Regions from separate parts of the Mus musculus genome. Here all the other regions are linked to region 3. Evidence: chromatin loops called from intact Hi-C (ENCODE). Cell type or tissue: left cerebral cortex. All regions are shown on one strand. Region 1 overlaps Tbx5 (T-box 5). Region 2 overlaps Lhx5 (LIM homeobox protein 5). Region 3 holds the start of Tbx3 (T-box 3).

Region 1 (8,000 bases), 170 kb before region 3:
GACAGCTAAGTGGCTCGTATCTGTTGATAGGGCCAAGGACCTTTCCTGGAAGTCTACCCCAGAATGACCCCAAAAAGTACTGTCCAAAACATAGAGGTGCAACTTGAAGCTGAAAGGAGACTGTGAGACAAACTCAGTTGCCAGCTGGAGATTCCATGGAGACCCCTACTAAGGATCCCTGAGGAGGGAGCCCAAGGAAGGAAGCAGGCAGGGAGTCCCCCACCCCCAGGACCTTGAACCTACTTTCTGATCAGTAACCAGAGGAATGCCCCAAGCCTTCTAACCCTGGAGCAGAAGAACCCCAGGACATTTCCGCACTGGGACCACTGAATTCAATGATCCATAAGAAGTAATCAGGATAGATAAAACTTTCTACCAACAATCCAGCCTTCTCCCCTTCCCACATGTAGAACCCCTCAGTGGACCATTCTGAGACCCTCTTCCCTCCCTAGGTCCCAGTTGGCCTGGCCTCTGTCACTATCACCTAGAAAGAGCAGAGTTCTCATTTGAACTTATTCCCAAGTCCAACCTACCTAGACCCTCATCTCCCTAAATTGGAGACTATGAGCCCTGCTGGTAAGATCCCTATCCCCAAGCAAAAGGTATGAACTTGGGCATATCTTCTAACCTCTCTCCCATCCCCCGACTCCCCTTTGCAAGAGCATCCTTGAGTATCAGATGTCCAAGGATGAGCATGGTCATCTAACAAAGGGTTTTGAATGGAGAATTCAAAAGCCCAAAGTAACCAGGAGATTTGGGGCTATTTCTCCAAAAAGCCTGTGTTTTCTTGTTCTTTGGGGGAAAGGAGAATGAGGCCAGATTGAAATGGCTACACACATCACCTGGGAGAGGGGATGCACACACTCACTGTACCCTCACACAGTTTGGGGGACTCCCTGGACCCCTCTCATAGATCCAAAGTGATGCTAGCTTTCAGGATCCTGGTCTAGGTTTGTCCTCTCTGTGCACGGAAAGGAGAAAAGAGACTGCAGAGTTGGGTAAAGTCTAAAAGCACTGAGCTTCAAGGGGGCAACGGAGCCAGAAGTCACTTGCCACCGGTAAAAGAGGAGGCATGAGACCAGGAAAGATCAGTGACAAAGAGAAGCTTTAACAGATGGAGAAGCTGGGATAGAACACAGGACAGGCAGCGGAGAGAGTGTCCTCTCAGTCTGAGAACTGTAGAGAGCAAAGAAATGTTTAGGAGCGGGGACAAGAAGGTCAGGTGCGGAGCGACAGAGAGAGGAGCGGAGGCAAAAAGATGAGATGGGATAAAGTCCCGTTTAGAGTGATGAAAGAGCTGACAACTTCAGCCTTGAGGGTGGGTCCCAATTAGCTGGGGAACAGCTTGGGGCTAAGTAATTGGCTGCCGGAGAGAGCTCCAGGGCTGTGGAGCCGCAGAAAAGGGGGCCGAAGATAGAGACCTGGGGAGAAGTAAGGGGGAGCGTGTGTCACACATTAATGGGAGACAGGGTACTTACGTGTCCAAACGGGTCCAGGTGGTTGTTGGTGAGTTTGAGCTTCTGGAAGGAGACAAGTTGTCGCATCCAGTGGGCTCCGGTTGCTGGGGAGTCCGGGTGCACGTAAAGGCGCCCCGGCATGGCAGGCTCTGCTTTGCCAGTTACGGACCTACATGAAGGAGAAAAGAGTTGCGGGGGTTTTCCACGGCCTGCCTGGAGGTAGCTGGTCAGAAGAGAGCTGCTTCCGAAGGCAAAGTTCTGGGTACATTCCGTCTCCTTCAGACATTTACAGCCCACACTATGTCCAAGAAAACCCCTGGCCTGGCCCTTTCTTCTTCCCGCCTTTCATGCCTGCCTGCTCCCCCACCCCCCAGCCTAGTGCCAGAGAGTGTGGGGCCTCAAAGTCTCGGCTGCCCGCAAATTATCGGTGGTATCTGAAAATATGCACGTGCAAAACTCTCAAATTTGCAAAACGCAAATGCTTTTTAAAAGGAGCCAGCAGCCTCTGAGCTGTGCACTGCCCACTGCCTGAGGAGCAATGGAGCCCAGGCATGAGTCTCCTCTGCCGTTTTTTTTTTTTTTTTTTTTTACCAGTAAAGCCACTGGCCAGTTTTGCAGTTTCATATAAAAAGTCATGTTCAAAGCAGGTAACTCATAAAAAAATAACTGTAAATGATTCTATGCCCCCCAGAAATATATCCAGTACTTGGTTTAAAAAAAAATACCCTTTAAAAAAAAAGAATTAAAAAAAAAAGTACAGCCCATGTGAGTATTGAAGTACACGGGGTCCTCTTACTTCCCACAGCCTCAGTTTTTAGGTCTATGAAATGGGAGCTAATGGCTGTGGTCCTTTTATTATACAACAAGATAGGCACAAAAGCCTTGAGATTTAGTTGGAAATTATTATTATTATTATTATTATTATTATTATTATTATTATTATTATTGTAGATTTTCTGTTCCGGTTGCTGTGTGTGAGCTAGGCAACACAGTTTCCTCCCAGCCCTCCCTGCCCTTTGGAACCCTGGAACCTACCATTTGTTATCAGCAAATTTATATCTGTGGTCGTCTGCGGGAACAATATCCATGAGAAGAATATACTTCGTTTTGGGATTAAGGCCAGTCACCTTCACTTTGTAACTAGGAAACATTCTCCTGAGGAAAAAGAAAGAGGGAGATGAATGGAGGAACAGGCAGAGAGAAAGAAGGGGCGAGATTCGTGCAGATACTCAGAAGAGAGGGTCCCTGATCTTCAGCCATTTTCCACTGAAAACCACTGGCCCCACTCCATCCTCCGTGAGATCCAGGCCGGGTTTCCCCTGAAGTTACCGGGAGGAGAAGAAGGCGCAGAGAGAAGGGAGGCAGCCACAGCAACTGCAGGAACCTCAGAAGAAAGTGTAGCCCAGGGATTGTTGCCTCTAGATTTTCAAGTTTAGAGAGACTCCATTTCAGCTGGATAATCTAGTATCAGGGGGAGGGGGAGGTTCATTCAATACGAAGCTAGCCACTTGTTCACTCAAGCTCGAGGTTTGCCATCCAAGGTGGCACCCTAGGGACACATCACCTTGAATACTAACTTTAGTCCTCTGCCCTCAGAGGCGCAAGTTAACCGTGGCTACCAGAACGCGGTTCCCAAGTTCTCTGGGTTAGTGACCAGCCCCGTATGGCCAACGTGCGGTCACTCATAAATGGTCTGCAACTTCTCCACGCGCTTGGCAGGTTTCCCTGGGGAGCTTAAACTCCAAGGCACTCAGGAAAGAAATTCCAACCCCTTCCACAGATCGGTTTTTAGAGCGAGCCGAAGCCGGAACTAGAAAGCTGAAGGCACACAACTAGTACAGAACTCGGCTCCCCCATACCTCGGCCCCACTAGAATATTTTTTCCTTAACGTCTGGTGAGGACTGCGCTGCAGGAAGCAAGGGATCCGGCTGGATTTGCGCACCAGGATAAGTCATTGGACTTAGGTTGGTGCAGCGTGGGAAGAGGTGAGAGAAGGCCTCTCCATCGCTGGCCGGAGCCCGGACCTCCTCGTGTTTATCTGCCCCAGCAAGAGGCACCAGAGACAGTGCAGGCCTTTTATAGTTAAATCCTCTCGGCTCCAGCGAGGACGACAAGGCAGCCGGCTGGGACTTTCCCTCCTGGGCAGGATGGGAAAGGGAACCTCAGATGTCTGATATAAACAGACCCACCGCCTTCTGGTTCACTAAGGGCCTCAGGCTGAGCGGGGGAGCCGACATTGTTTAATTTCAAGAAATAATAAACGTCACCGTTGTCAGTTTATTGAGGGCGGCTTGGGCTGGAGAACCCGCGGAATCTGGAAAAATCAACTCCACCCTTTACGCACCCGGCAGCTTGGGCCTACTGCCCTGGCCTCTGTCTCTTCCGCACCCCTGCACTGGGCAGACTGGTGGCCTCTTATATTGTGGGGACACATGTAGCTCAGGCCGCTGGGGAAATGAGGTCGTTCCCCAGGCCGGCACACACAAATGCACACCGAAGACACAGAATTTGAACTCTTCTGTCACCCTCCAACCCCAGACCTAGCCTAGCCTCTCTAGCTGAAACTCCTGCCGGCCTTGAAGAGCAGTTTGGGCCCAGCGCAATAGCTGATCGGCTGTGTTTATTCGTGTCTGTGTACAGAGCGCTGAAGAGCTACCCCACCCCACCCCCGCCACTAGCTTTCAAAGACTTTACCGGCTCTCTATAAACAATGAACGAGGTAGCGAATACATTCAACAATCCCGGGTTTGGCAATCATCGGGTGGGGACCCTGGAACTATTCCAAGGTCAGAGAAGGTGGGAATAGGGGTGGAGGCCAGGGAGCAAGTCCAAGTCTAAGGACTCAAAGTCCTTCTACAGTCTCCCCGTTCTTCACCTTTTCTCCCCGCCTCCACCTTTTTCTCTTTAATCCTCCTATAAAATCGGGAACGAACATCCTACCCGGAGGTAAGCATTGGGGGGTTAGGTCTCCATCCTGCGGAGGACTCTTTAGCCAGAATGAACCCTGATTGAATATTGGCTCTATTCTAATTTTTTTCTCCCAAGCCTCTTCCGTGTTTTTTGTTTTGTTTTGTTTTGTTTTAAATTCCCTCCAATGACTGTCCTCCTTCTGTGGCAGGAGCTGGCTCACCTCCCTGCCTTGGTGATGATCATCTCTGTGCCCACTTCGTGGAACTTCAGCCACAGTTCACGTTCATGAAGAAACACCTTGATTCCTTCCATGCCCTTGATAGACAAAGAGAAAATTTTCAGTGATGGGTCTTAGCGGGGAATCCTTTCTCAAACTCCCCCCTATATGCAGAGGCCAAGTACCTACCAAAGTCTGTGCGGTTAAAGAAAGAGCGCTCTGACTTCTGGGGAGTGATGGAAAGTCTAGGGCGACCCATGGCATCTGCCTACAGCTCCCTAGGTGAGTTGGAGCTTGCGTCCAGCAGCATCTCAGTCCTTAGTACCTGCTGTCTCTTCCACCAGATTGAGGCCTGGGAATTATTCCCCTCCACAGAGCTCCCCCCTAGAGGACCAGGCCATCTAATTTGGATCCATTTTTAGCTGAAACATGATTGGGAGGGGATCCATCTAGAAAACCCCACTAGGATATTTTTGTATTGTCACCCAGATGCAAAACACACAGCTATGCAAATACATCGCTGTCCGTCATCACTGGGTCTAAATATGAACATACAAAAATTTTCAATATTATTGTTGTTATTAATATTGGAGACAAAGTCTTGCTCTGCAGCCCAGACAGGCCTGGAATTCACTATGCAGCGCATAAAAGTGGTCTCAAACTCTTGGCAACCCTCCTGCCTCACCCTCCTAAGTGCTAAGATTCCAACACATGTGAGCCACTATGTAGAAATTTTCAATTTTAAAATCGTTTTTCTTCTCAAGGACCAAAAAAAGTAGTTTTCCCCCTCAGTGTCTATATTAACAATCTTTCCAGACTCTTGCCTTATCTAGCACCACCGCCCAGCCTTTCTTTGACTTGGGGCAACCAATTAAGCCTTTTAACATTTTCTCTTTCCACTGGAAGTTATTTCTAAAAACCAATACCAAAACAGTCAGACACTACTCTTCATTGTGAAACAATTATCAACCACCGACTAAAAAGTGAACTTGTTTTCCCTTTTCAAAATGTTATGTAAATTTCCCCAAACTATTCTTAAGCCTCTTTGCTTTTATTAAAAGCTATACACACATCAATTGGACAAGATTTCTAGATCAAACTCATCTCTCTGGTCAAGCCTTCCCAGTGACACCTAGTTTTAAACCTACTTAGCGCCCCCAAAAAACGATGGCCACTCAAATAACAGACCACAAGACCTCTCCCTCCACTCCGGACCAACTTCCAGTCAGCCGGGCTCTGGGTGCCTTGGTTCCAGCCCCTGTGTGCTCTCCTCGGCGGGTCAGGGAGCTCCTCCAGGCCCCGGAGCAAGATAAATGGTACTGTATGAGGGGCGAGGCGGGTTGCGCAGAGCAGGCGAGCCGAGGCGAAGGCTAAGAAAGATCTAAGGAGGGTCAAGTCATCGCTCATGCCGGCCTGAAGCGGCCGCTGACCCGACCCTTAATAAGGCATACCCAGGGCAGCTGGGAGAGAATTATCTGGCCCGTTGTTAGCTGACCCCAAATAGTCGGATAATTGAGAGCTCTCCAATAATGTAAATAGGTTTCTAAAATACGCAGGCCATAAAGATAAACGCCTCGATAAAGTGGATTGGGATAGAGTGGAATTGGGGGAGATTTGGTGAGACTAGCCAGGAAATAGAGGGAATAGCTGGCCCTGCCCACCCCCCTGCACCGTTAGCAGAGAGCTGGGCTCAGTCCTCGGTCTACGCCTGCCGCTGGGCCGGCTTTTCTTACCTGCTGGGTGAAGGCAGCCTGCGGGGATGATGGAGACTTGCTGGGAGCCCCCAGAGCACTCTCAGGTTTCGAATCGCAAGACCTGTCTTTGGAATCAGGCTCCAGAGGCGTGCGCGCCAGGCCAAAGCCCTCATCTGTATCGGCCATGGTGCGCAGGGGTTCCTGTGCCCGCGCGAGGTTCTATTCTGAGGACAAGAGAGGGAGTTGGAGAGTGTCTAGCGACATAGGGGACAAGCTGTTTGACCCTTCACTCCAAGCTGAAGGAGGCTTCAGAAAGTCTTTTTTTATTGTTATACTTTCCGACCACGCACCACCGCTTGCGAAAGACCCGCTTCAGACAGGGAGGAGGCGGCAAGGCCCCCCACATCTCCCCTGCACAGGCTCTGGGTGATAAGAGAGCTGTCCGTCAAATTTGTCTGAACTCCTGGAAGAGCCAATAAAGATAAGGCGTCGGTATTTTTGGAAGCCATCGGGTAGAAACCCAAAACAAAACAGAAAACAAAAACCTTGTGCCCCTTTGAGAAATGGTCTTTGTCAAATCCAAGAGACCATGCCAGCAATTTTTAAAAAATGAAACCTCCTAAGAGACGTTATTTTTCTACAATAGACAAAAGGCCCAGAATAACCCGCGTCTTGCAAAAATAAAAAACAGGGGAGAAAGAGATATACCCGGAGGATAGAGGATAATAACCCTCTCATCATCTGTTACAGGCATTAAAATGAAACAGCCTCTCCCCAAGCCTAAGCAATACCAATGGAAAATAAATAAATAAATAAATAAATAAATAAATAAATAAATAAATAAAGTAGCCAGGGAGAGCTGGAGGTAGATCCAAATCAGAGAGGGGCCTACAACTCGGTGGCTGACTCTCCACTGCCGGTGGCGGGGCTGTACCCTCACGGATCTTTTTCAGATCGGCTGGCTGCGGGAGAGTGGGGGGTGGGGGCGGTGGTGCAGGCGTTTTCGTGGAGTAATCAAGCTAAAGGGAATGTCTTTGAGCTTCAACGGGGCTGGCTAACTCAAACTGCCAGCCTGGCTCCCAGTCGGACAGCCTAAAATCAGTCCCAGATAAATTCTGGGCTGCAGACATTCAGTGGACTGCTAGGGAAGGAGGTACATTGGTAGGGCAGCCCCGAGTGTTCAACAGAAGAAGATGAAGCAAGCAGTTGAAATTCTTAGTTCAACCCCCTTCCTCAAGGGAGGATTTCTACCACTGCCTCTACCTCAAAACACCAGCAGACCTCAAGTAAGAGATGGCTTCCCACAGTTTTAGCAGCTTCTTAGGCAAAGAAGCCTGCATACCAGCCTGGTTTGAAGCGGCCTGAGACCTAAACCGCCACAGATCGTTTCTGAGGCCCAATTCTTTCTTCCTCTGGCCTTAGGAGCTTGGGGAAAACTGCCATGGGATCCCCCATGATCTTCTCATAACAAAGAAAAACAGGGCTGGAGCCCCACATACGCTCTCCCATTCGCGGCCAGCCATAGGGAGAAACCCTCCGGAACCCTTGCCAGGATCCAGGGAAGCTTAGAGGCCGGCGGAGACGAGCAAGATGTGGTTTGACAGAACCAGGCCGTGTGCCTTGCAAGCCTCAACGCTGCTCCCCGAGTCGCGGCAGCCTCCCGGCGGCTCCCTCTTGCCTTGAAAGGCTCGGGTAAAATCTCTGCAAGCCAGACTCTGCAG
Region 2 (8,000 bases), 770 kb before region 3:
GTGCTGGGGACCAAGACACACACATCTTAGCAGGTGTGTCCCTCTGGTTCTACTTCAAGAAAAGAATTGTGGCTTCTAGGAGACAAATGGCCTTCCCACTCAGCCTTTCACAGACTTTGTTCTACCAAGTTTCCCTGGACCTCCACTGGCACCTGCAGGACACTGTCTTGGGGCAGGTGAGGGTATAGTCCTTCCTCGCTGTGGCCCTGGGCCCTTGCAGGCATCTGGGATGCTAAAATGCGCTCATGAGAGCGGGACTGAGGTCGGCCAAGTGAGACTTTCTCAAGAACTTTCTTGTTAAGTTGTCTGGTGTGTGTATGTGTACATGTGTGTGTGTGCATCTGTATGTGTGGTGTGTACATGTATGTGGGGGTGTACATGTGTGCGGGTGTACTTGTGTGCGTGGGTGAGAGTTGGGGATGGGGTCCAAACACAGGAACCAATTCCCTGAACCTTTCTCTTCCGTCCCAGCGTGAGCTCTGCTGTGCCCACGAATGGAGCTCCCTGATGCCCTGGGACTCAAGTGTCCCACACAGACACGTGGCTGGAGTACCTAAGCAGCTGGAGACTCCTCTCTCCTCTCGAGTCCCCTCCCCTCCTCCTCTACTCTTCCTCTTTCCCCTTTCCATCCCTTTCCCCATGTCCTTCCTTCTTTCTTCTCCTTACTTCCCCATCCCCCAGCTGCTGTCACAGCCTGTCTTCAGAAAAGCCAGGGACCAGTCCTCAGCTTTCTAAACAGGACTCTCTACAAACTTCACACACTGCCAGAAAGCCATCAGGGGTTCTGGTGGAGATGGGGTTGGGGTTACAACCCCCCTCTCCCCACACAGTGCTTTTAGAATCTACCACAGCCAGGGCACCCCAGAGGAACAGAAAGGGAACCCGATGCATGTGTGGGCTGAGTCATAGTTGTGTGACCTTGGGCAAGTCCCTCAACCTTTGTTAGCTTCCTGAGGGGACAACAACACCTTCCAGGATGCTTGCAGAGAAGTCACTGGGAAGGTGTTTATTCTAGTGCTCCGGAGCCAGCAGGAAGTAGGCAAGGCCTGATAGGTTTGTTAAAATCAAAACAACAAAACCCACACAAAACCAAGCTGCTCATCTGGTCAAGGAACTAGAGACTAAATATGGCTCTGTCTAGACCAATGGCTCTCAACCTTCCTAATGCTGAGACCCTTTAACACAGTTCCTCATGTTGTGGTGACCCCCTGCCCCCAACCATACAATTACTTCATCGCTACTTCATAACTGTAATTTTGCTACTGTTATGAATCACAATGTAAATATCAGATATGTGACCCCCCCCCCCAAAGAGGCCATCTGCAGGTTAAAAACCAATGGTCTAGAAGGTTGTCATGAACCTGAAAGATGTTCTGAGCTGGCAGGTAACCCCATGGCTGTGCTCTGAGCACAACGCTGGGCTTCAAAAGTCAAAGGAAGACCAACAGAGTCTCCTAACTGGACCCTTGGGGCTCTCAGAATCTGATTCACCAACCAAAGAACATACAAGGGCTGGACCTAGGCTTCCTATTCATATCTAGCTGATGTACAGCTTGACCTTCATGTGGGTCCTGAATAACTGGAATGGGGGCTACCCCAAAAGCTGTTGCCTGTACTTGGAATGTGTTCTACTAGCTGGGCTGCTTTGTCTGACCTCAGTGGGAGAGGAAGCACCTAGTTGCACAGAGATTTGAAGTGGTAGGGTTGGGGTGCGGGGTGGTGTGTGTGGGGAGGGAGGATACCCAGGAAAAAGAGGCTGGACAGACCTCTCCTCACCACAGTGCCTGGCATTCCGGGTGATGGGTTTTTCTGCCTTTTGTTGATCTGAACGCTCGATACAGTTCTCCATAATGAGCAGCTGGCTGTTATCTGGTGACGACCTAAGAGCTTCTAAGAGGTGCATGCAAAGGGGAAATTTTGGCCACCTTGCAGGAATCTTTCGAGGGCCACAAGGACCATGGAACAGGTTCCTCTTCTTGAGCTCATTTCAAGCAGCTCATTCTCCCTGTCCCCAAACCCTCTTCACCGATGCTAAAGTGGACCAGCTCCCCCTCCTGAGCGTGAGTGACAAGGGACCCAAAGGTGGACACTTCCACTCATTTCCACACCGTTTCTGCCTGTCTGGGCCTATCAGGCCTAAATAGGAAGGGAGGGAATGAAGCAGTCGTCCCAGCTTCTGCTTCTCCAAGATAGGAAACTGGGGCAGAGAAGAGAGAGGCTTTGTTTTTAGGTGTGGTCTCAGGTCTCCTAAATCATATTCAACCCGAGTGATTAGAGTACTCACTCACCCAGAATACATGAAGTCATGGGTTCGATCCCTAACCCCCCCCCCCACAGCAGTCACAGTGGGGCACACCTGTAATCTCTGTGCTAAGGAGGCATTGCCTCAAGTTCGAGGCTAGCCTGGGGTTATATAGCAAGACTCTGTCCCAAAACACAAAGCAACGGCAACAGCAACAGCAACAGCAGCAGCAGCAGCAACAACAACAACAACAACATCAACAAAAGTCATAGCCATTTCTGTCTGTCTAAAGGCAGTGCACACTCCACAAGGCTTGAAGAACCACAGGCTCACTCTCCAGAACCCGTCCTCCCCAGCAGCCTTAAAGATGACTGTACCTTGCTGGGCACATGACCATAGCATTTTCTGCTTTTGTTTGCAGCCATCTGGAAATCACATGCAATATAAATAGGGATGAACTCAGAATCCCACGCTGGAGAGATGGCTCAGCGGTTAAGAGCACTGACTGCTCTTTCAGAGGTCCTGAGTTCAAATCCCAGCAACCACATGGCGGCTCACAACTGTCCATAGCTCCAAGATTTGACACCCTCACATTCAGACATACATGCAGGCAAAACACCAATGCACATGAAATAAAAATAAATAAATAAATAAAATTAAAAAAAGAAGAAATTAGAATCTCTCCCAGTCCCCACCCCCTCTATGAGACAAGGTCTCACTATGTAGCTCAGACTGGCCTAGAACCTGCTATCCTCTTACCTCAGCTTCCCAAGTGCTGGGATTTATAGGTGTACATCCGGAATGCTAGACTACACTTCTTTTTGACATAATTGAAGGAGACAGAAACAAGCACCTGTTCATTTCTCAGTCATCCTGAAGACCTACTATGCACCTGGCTGGCTTGTGATCTGGATCAAAGCACCAGAGACAATTGTCCACTACAGAAAGTCCCCAAATGGGACTAGCAAGAGGGATCAGTTGGTAGAGGCGTTTGCTACAAAGTCTGATGCATGTGAGTCCCATCCCCGGGATCCATCTGGAGGAAGGGTCCCAAATGTTGTCCTCTGGTCTCTGCACACACATACACACACACACACACACACACACACACACACACACACACACACACACACACACAGAGTAAAAAAAAAAATGAAATAAAAAAAGGAACAAAACTAAAGCTAAAGCCACTAGCTTAGTTGTCCTTAACCTTCCTAAGGCTGTGACTTTTTAATACACTTCCTCACATTGTGGTGATCCCTGACCATAAAATTATTTCTGGTGCTACTTCATAACTGTAATTATGTAATTATAATGTAACTATCTGTGTTTTCTGATAGTCTCAGGTGAGCCCTGTGAAAGGTTTGTTGTCTTTTTTTTTTCTCCTGGGGGTCTCGACTCATAGTTTGAGAATTACTGCCCTAGTGGGTGGGGGAGGGGTCTTTGTAACTGTCAAGTTGTAATTTTGGGGACACCTACCCTGACTCTCAAGATACTGGATGAAAAAAAGACCACACAGAGTTGAGGGAAAAAAGAATTTTTTTATTAATCTTTCTTTTTTGTTAAAAAAAAGTTGATTTTTTTTTGTTTTTTTTTTTGTTTGTTTGTTTTTGTATTTTTTTGTGTGTGTTTTATTTTGTTGTTGTTGTTTTTTTTTGTAAACCTCTTTCTGGCTCCCCTCCCCAACTCTGCCCCACCCTCCTCTTAAAAATATAAAAATGTCCAGCCCCAGATAACTAGAGTACAATAAATAAACAGTAGACACAAAAACATACTTTATTTGTTTCTTCTTTATACAAAATAAGGAAACTAGAAGCGTCCGACTTCCAAAAAAGTATAATACTGTTCGTCCTGATGGCCCAGCCTCCAGGTCCCGGGCAGGGAGAGTGATCCGTGGGCAAATGCTCAATGACTTGGCGCCCGGCTCAGGGTCAGAGCAGGGTGGGAGGGTTCGAATCCTGCCAGGCCCCTCAGACTCAAAGTATGGAGGAGCAGGGAGTTGGGCTCAGGAAGGCCAGGCCCAGACCGCGCACCTTCCTAGACAAGCTGACATTGAGCCACCAGGGGGCGCCAACTCGCAGGTGGATTTGTCTTCCTGCAAAGCCACCATTCACCGGCGGTCCTCCTCATTTTTCTTCTCTGGCTGAGCTTTCCTCAGCTCGCTCGCGCTCTCTCTCTCTCTCTCTCTCTCTCTCTCTCTCTCTCTCTCTCTCTCTCTCTCTCTCTCTCTCTCTCTCTCTCTCTCTCTCTTTCTCTCCCCCTTTCAACCTCTCTTTCTTTCTTTCCTTCCTTCCTTCCTTCCTTCTTTCTTTCTTTTTTTAAAAGAGAAAGTGAGAAATAGGATTTCACAATGCCTCGGCTCGCAGGGAGGGGTAGTGCCATGGTCTCCGCTCCTTGGCCTCATCCCCCTCTCTTAGTTCAAGGAGGTGATGATGGGTGGGGGATCCGGAGGGCTTCTAAGATGTGCTTGGAATCTCGACCCTTCAGAATATTGACTTTGGTCCCGAGAAATTGCGCAGGCGCGTGCCAAAGCTCTGAGGGGTGGTGATGCGAGTGGCCTGGTTGGGTGCGAACCCACGAGAGGACTCTTGAGGCTTACCCAGGCGGCGTCCCGTCCCGGGCTTGGTGGCAGGGGGACAACTCAGCCCCTCGGCCTTACCATACGGCCGCTTCGTTGAGCTCAGGGTTGGGGTGCGACAGGGGTCCACTGTAGCCGCTGGTGCCGCTCATGGGGAAGGGCGGGCTGGGCCCGCCGCTGAACACCTCTCCCGGCATGGGGTGCAGCGCACCGGGCAGGCCCGGCTCGGGGCTCGGCGTGTCCGGATGCGAGATCATGTCGGTGAATCTGGGGTTGTCCGCGCCGTGAGGCCCGGCCAGCGGCGGTTCCAGCGCGCCCAGCGGCGTCGAGCCAGGTCCCGATGCTGCCAGGAAGCTGGAGTCGGCAGGGGACTGCGCCTGTGACGGCGGACCGTGCGCGAAGAAATCGTAATTGCCTCCCGGAGCGTAGTAGTCACTTTGGTAGTCTGCGGGAGGGAAAAGGGATAAGAGACCGTGTGAGGACAGACTGCCAGGGCCGATAGGGACCTAGGGGACCACGCGAAGGCGACTCGAGGATGCGAAGGCCAGGGCGCCCAGATAGGGCTGTCAGTACATATATGCTGAGGGTGTGTGAGAACATGCCACTGATTCTAGGTTAGACCGAGACATTGGGTGGCTCTGAGAGACTCAGGGAGAAAGCCTTGAGGTTGGGAAGAGGACCGAGGAGGACCATGGGTAAGGCTGGGAAGTAACAGAGAGAAATAAACGGAGAGACCGAGGGACTGAGAGAGACATAGATACTACCAGGACGCTGAGCAATGAGGGACACAGGCGAGGGAGGCGAGAAATCGCTGGCTCCCAAACACACAGAGAGGAGGAAATAGCCCTAGAGGCCAGAGGCGTAAAGTCAAGGGAGAGATGGAGAGATGAACCGGGTTGGTGGGGAGGTGATAGAAACTAGTCCCAGACGTGTCACCCTACTCTGAACAGCTAAGTACACGCAGAGGCGTAAGCGCAAGTACAGGAACAAACAAACAAACAAGCCGCGGTAAGGGTGCAAGGTGAAAGAAAGACTATGTGGGTAAAAAGACAGATGGGCACAGAGATAGAGAGACAGTAGACTGAGAGGAACAGGAATTGCCTTAGGCTGGGTGGCTTTAAGAAAGGAGCCTGGGGACCGAATGGCTGCTGCCAGCTCAAAGCACCAAAGTGGTTCAGAACGGGGTTGGGGCCCCAGCCAAAGAAGCAGGACCCGGCAGCGGCCAGAGCGCATGAAGCGGCGCTTTGGCCCAGGGCGCAAAGGGCGCAGAGCCAGGGACAGCGTCAGTGTCTTCTCTGGCATTTTTGCTAGTCTTGCCTAGAATTGAGAAAGCCAAGCTCAGTGTCTGTCACTGAGGGGCCCGAGGTCAGGGCCACTTGCGGGTTTCGTGTGTGTGTGTGTGTGTGTGTGTGTGTGTGTGTGTGTTTGTGTGTGTTTGTGTGTGTGTGTGTGGGGGGGGGCGTCTAGAGCCTCATGAGCCTTGCTAGGACACCCAGGATATTCTTGAAGTATTTGGGGACAGAGATCTTTGGAAGAGAGTTGACACAAATAAATGCACATCCTTCCCACAAATTCAGGGATGCAGGATTCATAGGTCAGGCGTTCAAACCATCACAAGAAATTGCTTTTGTGAGCACCCTCTGGCCTCCCCATTGATCACAGTTTCTTCCACCTCCAAATCGGGGCCCCTCCAAGATTAGGGTGCAGGACCCCACCAAAAGGAGCGCCTAACAGCCTGTTGAAAGAGACAACTCGCTTTGTAGAGCAGGGAAAACCGGCGACCTAGAGGTCAGGGTCTCTTCTGAAAACCCGCACCCTTTGCTCAGCCCTGGGGTCCGAGTTCACCGGCGGGTTCTGGATGTCATTGTCACCCCGCCCCTCTTTTTTCTTTTTCGGAAACCCTGAAACATATCCAAATCGGGGGTGGGGGTGGGTGGGAGGAGGGTTGTCTGGAGACCTTCCTGGAGTGGAGGTAGTTAAGGTAACAGCTAAAACGGCCGCCAGTTACTTTTTGAAAAAACTCAAATTCCATTCTGACCGAAAGCGAGGAAGGTTGAGAGAGAGACGAATTTGGGGGCCCTCAAAGGAACGGAAAGGAAGCGCGCTAAGCAGGGAAGGCCGTGGCTCTAGAGCCGTGCGCGCCGCCTCCGCCCATATGGCGGCCGGGCCGGAGGTAATTGGAACAAACGCTGTCTGAAAAGGGCACAAAAGCCGCAGCTGGGGCTTTGTCCGAGCTCCCACGGGGAGCCGCGGGCCCCGCCACCCGGCCCCTTTCTCGCCCGCTGACGGCCGCCGCCACCGGGATCTCCCAGTGCGGATTAGGCGGGGCTGCCGGGCTGGGGGTTGGGGGGCAGCGCCCCCATCCCCTTTTCAGAGAAAAAGAGGGTTCTGGTGTTCTGTCCCCCACCCTAACCCTCAGGTCTGCAGAGAGGGTAAGGTCGGCAGGATTAGATCAATGCAGGGTGGGCTGGTCTCCCTGAAACCTTGATTAACTACTCAGGTTGGGGCTGGGGGGGGTTGTTTCTAGGCTGGTACCGCCCCCACTATCTCCGGGCTTCGGGTCAATTTTTTTTTTTTTTTGGGGTGGAGAAGATAAGCTAGGTGGAAAGATTAGACACCCTAGGTCACGCCCATCGCCCCACAGTTCCGGCTCCCCAGTCCGCACCCCCCATCCCCCGGCGCGCCACCACATTAAAAATCACCGCTTCACGTTTTGCCAGTGATTTTCAGGGACCTTGGACTGGTCTACAGATGAACTTTCCAGACTTCCGCACATGGACGTCCGGCTTGGGGTTCTCTTACTCTCTCTACCCGGCTTTGCCTGGCTTCACCGCCACTCTACTTCAGCATTGTTTCTGAATCCACCTTTTAAAGAGAATTGCTTTTTTTTTTTTTTTTTTTTTTTTTTTTTTTTTTTTTTTTTGCCTCTGAAACTGGGTTTGGAGCCCCCAAGCAAGCCAAGGGCTCAGGGATGTTGGCTATAGACACTCCCGATGGATCCACAGATTGCAAAGCTCGGCGGTCCAGAGAAATGCAAATCCCCACAGAGGGCTCTGAGACCGGGAGGGTAGCCGGGCAGTTCCCTCCTTCCTCAGGGAGCTGGCCACAGCGAGGAACTAAGGAAGATGGGGTACCGGGATGGGGCACAAGTCCCAGGGAACAAGAGAAGAAAGGGACCAA
Region 3 (8,000 bases):
CCCAGGACGCAACACCCCCACCCACCCCGCCCCCAATCCACTCTGCAACTAGGTTGCAAATTTAACAAAATTGGCTATGTGTAGCAACCAGCAGTCAAGAGAGGAGTCTGGGCCCAAATTCTGAGTTTACCAGGAAGCCAGACCTCCTGAGAGTCTTTATTGATGATAGTCAATGAAACTTACAAATCCGTGTTTATCCGATATGTTGTTGGTGAGTTTCAGTTTGTGGAAAGTGACGACTTTGGACATCCATTGCTCCCCCGTAGCGGGGCTGTCCGGGTGTATATACATTCTCTTTGGCATTTCGGGGTCTGCCTTACCGGCCACCATCCACCGAGAGTTGTGAAATTTATATCGACAGTCGTCAGCAGCTATAATGTCCATCAATAAAATATACTTGGCCTTTTTATCCAGTCCAGAGCACCTCACTTTAAACGGAGGGAACATTCGCCTACAAAAGCACAGAAAAAGGCAAATACATAAATAAGGCCCACCCCGTAAATGGCTCAGAACCTCAGACTTGGCTTCCAAGTTGCTTGGCACTGTCTAAAAGCTTAACGCTTTCTGCTGGGACCAGGGAGTCTGTAAGGCAACTGCAAGCGAAATTGTTTACTTCCACGCTAACATGAAAACTGCTCAATATCTCCTTTTTTTTAATCCCAAGCCTCAAATCAAATCAATTACAGCAACCTCCTCTAAGAGAATCTACTATTTCTTAAAAACAAACAAACATGTTTGTCTATGTGGCTGTTTAGATTGCCCTCTTATAAAGAGGGATGGATTCTTAAAGTTTTTTTTTTCTTCTTCTTCTTTCCTGAATGTATTTAGTTTGAAACAACTGGAAGCAGGGTTCTAAGAACCCAGGGTTAATAAAGGTGCGGATTTTCCACCAGCTGGCTGATGAGAAAACATTAAAACTTATCGAGGAAATAAATGCTCACTTATGGACTGAGGCTGGCGAACTGTGTGCCTGTTAGAGTGAGCTCTCAGAGCCGAGGTTTAAGACAGGCTAGCGTCCGGGCCTGGTAACCCATCCGTGATTTAAGCTATAAACCACATTCCTCTACTCTGTAGGCCACTGCTGTTTAATTTCACAGAAGTGCTGGCTTTCTGTACTTTTGACTTAAAAGGAAGTGCCCGGTTATGAAAACCCGACTAAATGTCTTGTGGCTTGGAAAACGATCCCGTGCCAAACTTTGGCCTCAAGTAGCTTGGAAGGAGACCGAAAGTGGGGTTTTATTTTCGTGCCCTTCCAACTGGTATCTTGATAAACCTCAATGCTACCTACCTCTGGTTTTGTTTTTGTTTTTGTTTTTCTTAAATCGGTGGTTTTAAACACTAGTCATTGGGGTCCTTAATAGACTTATTTCGGTCAGGCAAGGGCACTAAACATTACGTAAAGTGGTAACAATATTCAAATACAAGGTGCATAGTCTCATGGGTTCCTTGGGTCTACACACATAACCTTAATTGTAAAAATTGCCTGCTACGGTTTCCCTGGGCTTGCAGACTCCGGAGATGGCAACGGGAAAGAAACCCGAAGGTCCTCCCCTCTTCCACTGATTTCTCTGTCTCACACCATCAGGCTTAGGTCCCCTTCAGCCCCAGGGACAAGGCTGAAGAGTAGAAAGGGCCTGCGGAATCCTCCCGGGTCTCCCACTGCTGTCTAAGAGGGGCTTTAAGGTCTGTCCTGGGAAATAAAATCCAACAGAAAGAACTAAACGTAAAGAATATTTCAGAATGGCTTCACAAACGGGCTTCCTGCAACAAGGTGATTTTCTCGAATGCTGCAGAAGCCGAGTGCGCGGTCTCCTTCAATGGAAAACACCCTGTATTTTGTAAGGAACCCCGGATACGAGTCCCTAGGAACCATACTGAGGGCCCGGGTAGGCTGAAACTTCCTGACCCTTAAGGCAGGGCCCTGGAGTCTCCGCATATTTGGGGGGACAGGAAGTTTTCGTTTCAAACGTCAACAGTCAGCCAGAATCTACTGTTTTAAGAGTCAGACAAAAGAGATGTGAAATTTTTCAGATGGTTTGGGGGGAGGGGTCCCCCACTGATTACTTACTTACCTTCCTGACTTCGTGATGACCATCTCTGTACCCCGCTTGTGAAACTGGTCCCAAAGTTCCTTGGCCTCCAGGTGCACCTTAGGGTCATCTTCTACGTCTTCTTCGGGTTCCATGGTCTTCAGAGGCCTCAGATGTGCCTGGGGTCCCAGGGATGAGAAAGGGATGCCGGTCTCAGCAGCCCCCACTAACTGATCCATGATGGGCTTGGCCAGAGCTCCGGGGAGCGAGAGCGCCGCGGCGCCGTTGGGAGGCAGCGTTAGCGCGGGGAAGAAAGGCGGCTGGTGGCCCAGTACCGCGCTCATGGCGAAGTCCGGCGCCCGGTGAGGTAGGAAGGGATGATAGGCCATGCTTGTCCCAGGGATAACCGGATCTCTCATGGAGAGGCTCATCCACTCCAGACAGGGAACCAGTCCGCAGCTGCTGGCTTGGCTCCGCTTTTGTTGTTGCTTTTCAAAAATAATAATTAAAAAATTCAACAGCGACGCATAGTTTTGTTTAAAATAAAAAAGAGGGCAAATTACAAATAAAGCGTTTGAAAGGGAGGGGGAAAGTGTCTTTGGGGGGAAGAGAACGCCGCTTTTAAAGAGGACAAAGCGGCAGCAGATCTGGAGACATAGCCGCTGCAGGGGCTGTCCTGGTGCGTGGAGTGTGTTGGAAAAGCCGCTCCTGGAAGTCGGTTTCAGTAGGGCAAGCAGCAAGCAGGGGCTCGACTGGCGCCCAAGCCCTGTGGCTTAGCTGGAAATAGACACTGCAGCCCTTTCCCGGGGTGGCTCCCCGGCTCCCACGCTCTTTGTTGCCAAAGCGCAAGGTTCTCGGAGACTTTTTTTTTTAACCTTTTTTTCGACTCCTTCCCCCGCCCCCTAGCTCTTCTCTGGCTTTCTCGCAGGAGGCGTCTTAGTTGAGCTAGACTCTGGCTTTCACAGGCAGCGAGATCAAGGGGGGGAGGAAAAGTCTCTCCTTTAAAAAAAAAAAAAAAAAAAAAGCGATTTAAGCCCCTTTCCAGCGGCGCTTTCAAAACTAGAACTGCGAAGCTGGCTTCGGTTCGCGATCCTCCTCTCTGGCTCCGGGCTGCGCGCAGAGTCTGGGTGGCGAGCGAATGGTGCCTGCGATCTTCTGCCTCGGGGAGCCGGCTGTCTTCCTTGTGCTAAAAAAACGTGAGCGAAATCGCTTTCCTAAAAATAATAAATTAAAAAAAAATCAGCGTCCGGGCACGCAGGGCGAGGGAGGATCAAGAAGACGGGTGCAAAAAAAAAAAAATAGGAAAGAAGGAAGAGAACGGAGTGATTGGGAGCTGGAGTAGGCAAGTAGAGGGAGGGAGAGAAAGAGAGAAAGAGAGCGAGCGAGCACCTCGCCACCCTCCTCCGCCTCTAGAATTCCCCGGGCGTCTGCTCGGCGGCTCTGGACGGTCCGGCAGCGCTGTGGGCTGCGGGAGCCCGAGGCTTGTTGATTGGCTCTTTGACGCTTTCGGACCAATTGTGTGGCTGCATAGGCGTGGTTTTCACAGGTCGAGTGCTGGGGGAATAGAGCCGAGTTATAAAAAGAAGGTGTCGGAAACTGGAACGTCGCTGCGCCGCGCGGTACTACGGCCTGTCCTGCGTTTATGTCAACATGATCAGAGGGGAGGGCGGGGAGCCACCAGGGCGCCGCGCGCTCACCAAAGTCGCCTCTAGGTGGCTGATCCAGAAGAGAGTTCGCAGCAGCCTGAGAGCTCGCCGCGGCTCCTCAGCTCAGCCTACGTCTGAAAGGCCTCAGCCATCCAAGCCGGGGGATCCGGGGAGGAGGCTGGGCCAGGGAGGAAGGGGGAGGGAGCGAGGGCGGGAGCCAGGCAGCTTGCCCGGCTTCCGAGGCGCCGGGCAGGGGCGCTCGCCTCTCGCGCGCTCCGAGCGCTACAGTTCAAGCCCGCGGCCGCTTCTCTTGTGCGGATCTGCAGCTTCTTCCCTTTCCCGGGCCCCGGGCTAGCCGAGCTGGCCGCCGAACCTCTCTTTCGGCCAATAAGCCTTAACAAAAGCTCCAGGCTCGCGTAGCTCTGAAGGGAGCCCCACATGGAACCGCCCAGCCACCTCTGAGTCAGATCCTCTAGCTCCTGCGCCCGGGTGCTTCGGATTCCCGAGCCACTAGCGCAGGGGATCCCACCAATCTTTCTGCCCGCTGCCTGCTCCCCACCCGCAGCCACGTGCAGAGACCCAAATGCCCCTTGGGATTCTGGGCCCGAACGCGCGCCGACATACTGAGACCGAGCCCCCACGCGGAAAAATAAACCACGCAAATGCATTCAAGGCCTGCGCGCCTGGCCCAGTCTACGCTCGGCTCGCTCCTTTTTTTTTTAAAAAATGTATTTACTGACCCTTTTGAGCCCAGCTCCTCTTCCATTCGGATGACGACACCAGTGTTCCACCCGGATGGGGGTGTGGGTGTAGAGAGAACGAAGCAGCTGAAACAAGTGAGCGCCTGGAACTGCGGGCCTGTCTCCTGAGAGCCTTTGCCCTCACCTCCGGGCCAGCTCGGTAGGGAGCTGCCGCTCTGGGCTTGGAGAGCTGCTCGGGGGGAGGTGCACCAGCCTCGTATCTTCCTCAGGCATCACACTTATCTCTGGGTGCCTCCGCTCCTGCTCTATCCTGGGGACTTATCGTGGCAGACGTCGGGGGCGAATTTGTAAAACAAACCGTGAAACGTCTCCCACCCCCATTTACCCCAGATGTCGGGAGACTAAGGTCTCCGCTCATCCTAGGGTGGGGAGGAAGGCCAACTGATCGATCAGACTTTGGTTGGGTGACCCTGTAGGACTCCCCTCGCAAACCTGCAGTCCTTGTTTGTGGGTAAAGGCGAACTGGGACATTCCAGTTTAAATGGAGGGCAACTTAGCAGAATTTTTAGTTTTCCTGGGACAAGACCTTTGCTTGGAAAGGGAACAGAAAGGAGGCTGGGTTTCCGGGCCTAGAGATTAAGCTTTCAATGTTTCCGTGTGGACCATTTGCGCCTAGATTTTCCCCCTGGGGGCCTCCCCCAACTCCTCGCCCAGGACCCCTTTCCCAACTGCAGGTTCAAACTAGCAGCTATTGGGTGAATAGGCAGTTCCTTCTCCCAGGTAGGGCAGAACATTTGAGGCCACGAGCTTTTCCAGTCTTACGTGTTTTGATGTACAAGGTTAAGAGCGTTTGGCGCCAGCCCTGAGCTTTCCCTGGTGCGGCCAATGGGAATAGAGTCATTCTTTGAACTTGGTGTGACCTGCCATCTCGCCCCTTTCTTTCCCCTTCTCTGACTTTTCGCGTGCTCACGGTGGAGAAGGGAGAAAGAGGGAGAGAAACGGAAACAGGAGGTGGTACCAAAGGCGGTGGCTCGCTAACACCCCTTCCCTAGGCCCTGTTCCAGATTGCTGGAGAGTACAAGAGGCCAGGCCAGGGCCCTCTCAGCACGGGCCACCGGGGTCAGCGCGGATTCTCTGCTGGCAGAAGGCTTCCCCTCCCCCTCCTTGCCTAGCCACTCTCGCCAGAGCCGCCCTAGAACCCAGATCTGCTTTACCGACATTGGCCGGTTAATCTCTGCGCTCCCGAGTGGAGTGCAGGAAAGTGGTATGCATCTGCAGCCTGTTTGACCCCTTGGTCACCTACGCGGTGCCCTGAAGGTCCACAAGCTAGCCGGAGAGACCTTGGCAACCGGTACCAAGAGTTCTGGCCTCAGGGGTCTGCTCTGCAAACGCGATACGAGCTCCATGACTTTGCATGCAAATAATCTGGCCTTGCTTTTTTGGCCGCAGCGTTGGAACCAGAGCAATTTCTGACCCCTCACATCACCCCACACACAAACACCCTTCAGTTGCCTATGTTTGACTGTAGCTCTAACTTAACCCTGGGCTCATCCCAGTTTGCCACTTCTCTAGCTTCTACCCCTCACTCCAGTGCGCCAGGGAAAGGGGGAGGAGGGCGGGGGTGTGGAGGAAAGTTTGCTGCGGGATTCAGAATCGAAAATGTCTACATGTTGCTAATGGTCTACAAACTTCCGCCAATTATGACTGACCTCCCAGACGCTGCCCCTGGAGGCTCGTGTTCTGCCAGGGAGGCCACGGCGAAGCTAGGATCAAAAGCAGGAAGGTGCGAACTCTTCTTCGTCGTTACGTGCCCGCCGCGCCCCCCTCCTGGTGGGTGATAAACCCACTCTGGCGCCGGCCTTGCGCTGGGTGATTAATTTGCGAACAAACAAAAGGGGCCTGGTGGCCACTGCATTAGGGTTAAACATTGGCCAGAGTCTTGCTTAGGCTTGTGGCAGGCCTGGCCTCCTGGAGAATCTACAAGGTTAGCGGGCCTCGTGAGCTTCCAGCTGCTGACCCTCGGTGTAGACAGGTTCTGTTTCTAGACTCCTTGATTGAACGTAGCCAGTCTTTCCAACAAAATCGGAAAATGGGTGAAAGATGGGAACCCATTGTCCCTAGCAGAAATATTCTCTCGCTTTTGGCGGTAGGATTTTTTTCCCTCCCACTATAAGGGCCTGGGATTTTGAACAAGATAAAAGCACTGTAATGCCGGCAGCTTCTGAGGCAAAAGAGGAGATATGGGGCTTCAAATGTGGGGGTGGGTGGGTGAGAAGGGGATTACGCGCCTCAGCCAACTGTCCCAGGAGGCATTGGCAAGCCAGAGAAACGGGAAGGCGCCTCTGCAATGTTCCATTTTCCCTATGGCACCTCCTGCCTCACACTTTAAAGGGGACAGACACACTGACCCTTTTGTGACCGAATGGTGTTTATCTGAAATTTAAGAGGGGGGTGGAGGGAAAGGATGGGGAGTAAGCAGGGTGGTTGGCTAGAACTGCTCTAGAAAGTCTCTTTGCTTGTGTGAGGTCTGGCTGGACTCCGTGAGACATGCTGTTACACTGTTATGCTCTTATGCCCTCTTAAACCTTCGCTCCTGTTCACCACACAGCTTTATTCAGGCCGAGGTGTCTCTCTATCGGATATCTTGGCGGCTGGAGGACATGGGGTTTCTCCTGGAGGGTCGGGGGCCTGAGGATGAATTTAGGAGAAGTCAAGACATTAACTTTTCCACGGAAGAGAAGTTCTTGGTAGCCTGGCAGGGCAGAAATGGCTCTTTGGGAGCCTGATGTCCTGGCTGATTTGATCCTAGGATCTTAGTCCCTTTGACACTGGTACACTTTAAGACTGCCTGGAGCTGCCGGGCAGTGGTGGCACTCGCCTTTAATCCCAGCACTTGGGAGACAGGGGCAGGCGGACTTCTGAGTTCGAGGCCAGCCTGGTCTACAGAGTAAGTTCCAGGACAGCTGAGGCTACACAGAGAAACCCTGTCTCAACAAACAAAACAAAACAAAAACAAACAAAACAAACAAACAAAAAGACTGCCTGGAGCCGAGTGTAGGATTCTCATTCTCCTTTCCTGTTCTCTGTTGGGGGACAGGATTTCTTTATTGTCGGGGGTCCAGCCTGGCCTCTCTCTGGACACCTGGTGTACCTTAACACTTCAGGTCCCCTCCCAGCCAGCACAGCAACATACGTGTCTGCCCACCCCCCCCATACACTGGTCTTCCATCTTAGACAGAGCCTGAATTGGGTGGGTGGGGCTCCCTTACCTCCTGTTCCCTAAAACTTACTGGGAGAGCTTGGCTCTCCCTGGGCTAGTGACTTGGTGCTTTGAGGAAGCATCCTTGAAAAGTTGCCTAGTACAAGCACAACCCTTTGTGCTGGATAACAGGGCAAAGAATATCACCTCTTTCCTTTTCCTCCTTCTAGCCTTCCCCTCTTGCTTCTTTTTTCTTCCTTCTTTCTTTTCTTGTTCTTCCTTTCTTCTCCCCCCCTGCCTCCCCCGTGTCTCTGTTCCTGTCCAAAAAGAGTTCTCTGAATGCACAAGTGTGACCCTCCTCTGGCTTTCCTTCCCTGTTTTTCTTCTCGTCCTCTTGGGTCCCAGGTTCCATTTCTGTCCCTAG

The links. Hi-C counts contacts between places; a loop is a spot of excess contacts. Peaks named below come from ENCODE experiments on the same cell type or tissue, not always from the same donor. Only the 100,000 strongest peaks of a DNase experiment are listed, where the experiment ranks them.
Region 1: a loop joins it to region 3, with 5 times the contacts of the local background. A loop is called at or near these places in 7 of 42 quality-filtered maps.
Region 2: it touches region 3 in a loop (6-fold over the local background); 8 of 42 quality-filtered maps call a loop at or near these places.

Annotation. Positions count from the first base shown.
Region 1 is chr5:119,835,379-119,843,378 of GRCm38, reverse strand. Tbx5 (T-box 5) reads right to left here. Exons shown (of 9, transcript NM_011537.3): 2 at 6,319-6,503; 3 at 4,589-4,683; 4 at 2,493-2,612; 5 at 1,479-1,626. The coding sequence starts at 6,465. Among named protein-coding and RNA genes, the nearest start is that of Tbx5, 4.7 kb to the right of the region's middle. In left cerebral cortex, no CTCF peak of the experiment used is centred here; DNase peaks (open chromatin) are centred at 4,969, 5,251, 7,542, 7,956 and 5 more places.
Region 2 is chr5:120,437,223-120,445,222 of GRCm38, reverse strand. It overlaps Lhx5 (LIM homeobox protein 5), which reads right to left. Exons shown (of 5, transcript NM_008499.5): 5 at 3,766-5,265. The coding sequence ends at 4,898. Among named protein-coding and RNA genes, the nearest start is that of Lhx5, 9.3 kb to the right of the region's middle. In left cerebral cortex, a CTCF peak has its summit at 4,295 (motif pointing right); a DNase peak (open chromatin) is centred at 4,312.
Region 3 is chr5:119,666,477-119,674,476 of GRCm38, reverse strand. Tbx3 (T-box 3) reads right to left here and starts at 3,244. Exons shown (of 8, transcript NM_011535.3): 1 at 2,073-3,244; 2 at 184-451. The coding sequence starts at 2,461. Tbx3os1 (T-box 3, opposite strand 1) reads left to right here and starts at 2,969. Exons shown (of 4, transcript NR_166476.1): 1 at 2,969-3,226. In left cerebral cortex, a CTCF peak has its summit at 3,735; DNase peaks (open chromatin) are centred at 1,930, 2,301, 3,831, 4,527 and 3 more places; H3K4me3 peaks cover 4,375 bases; H3K27ac peaks cover 2,131 bases.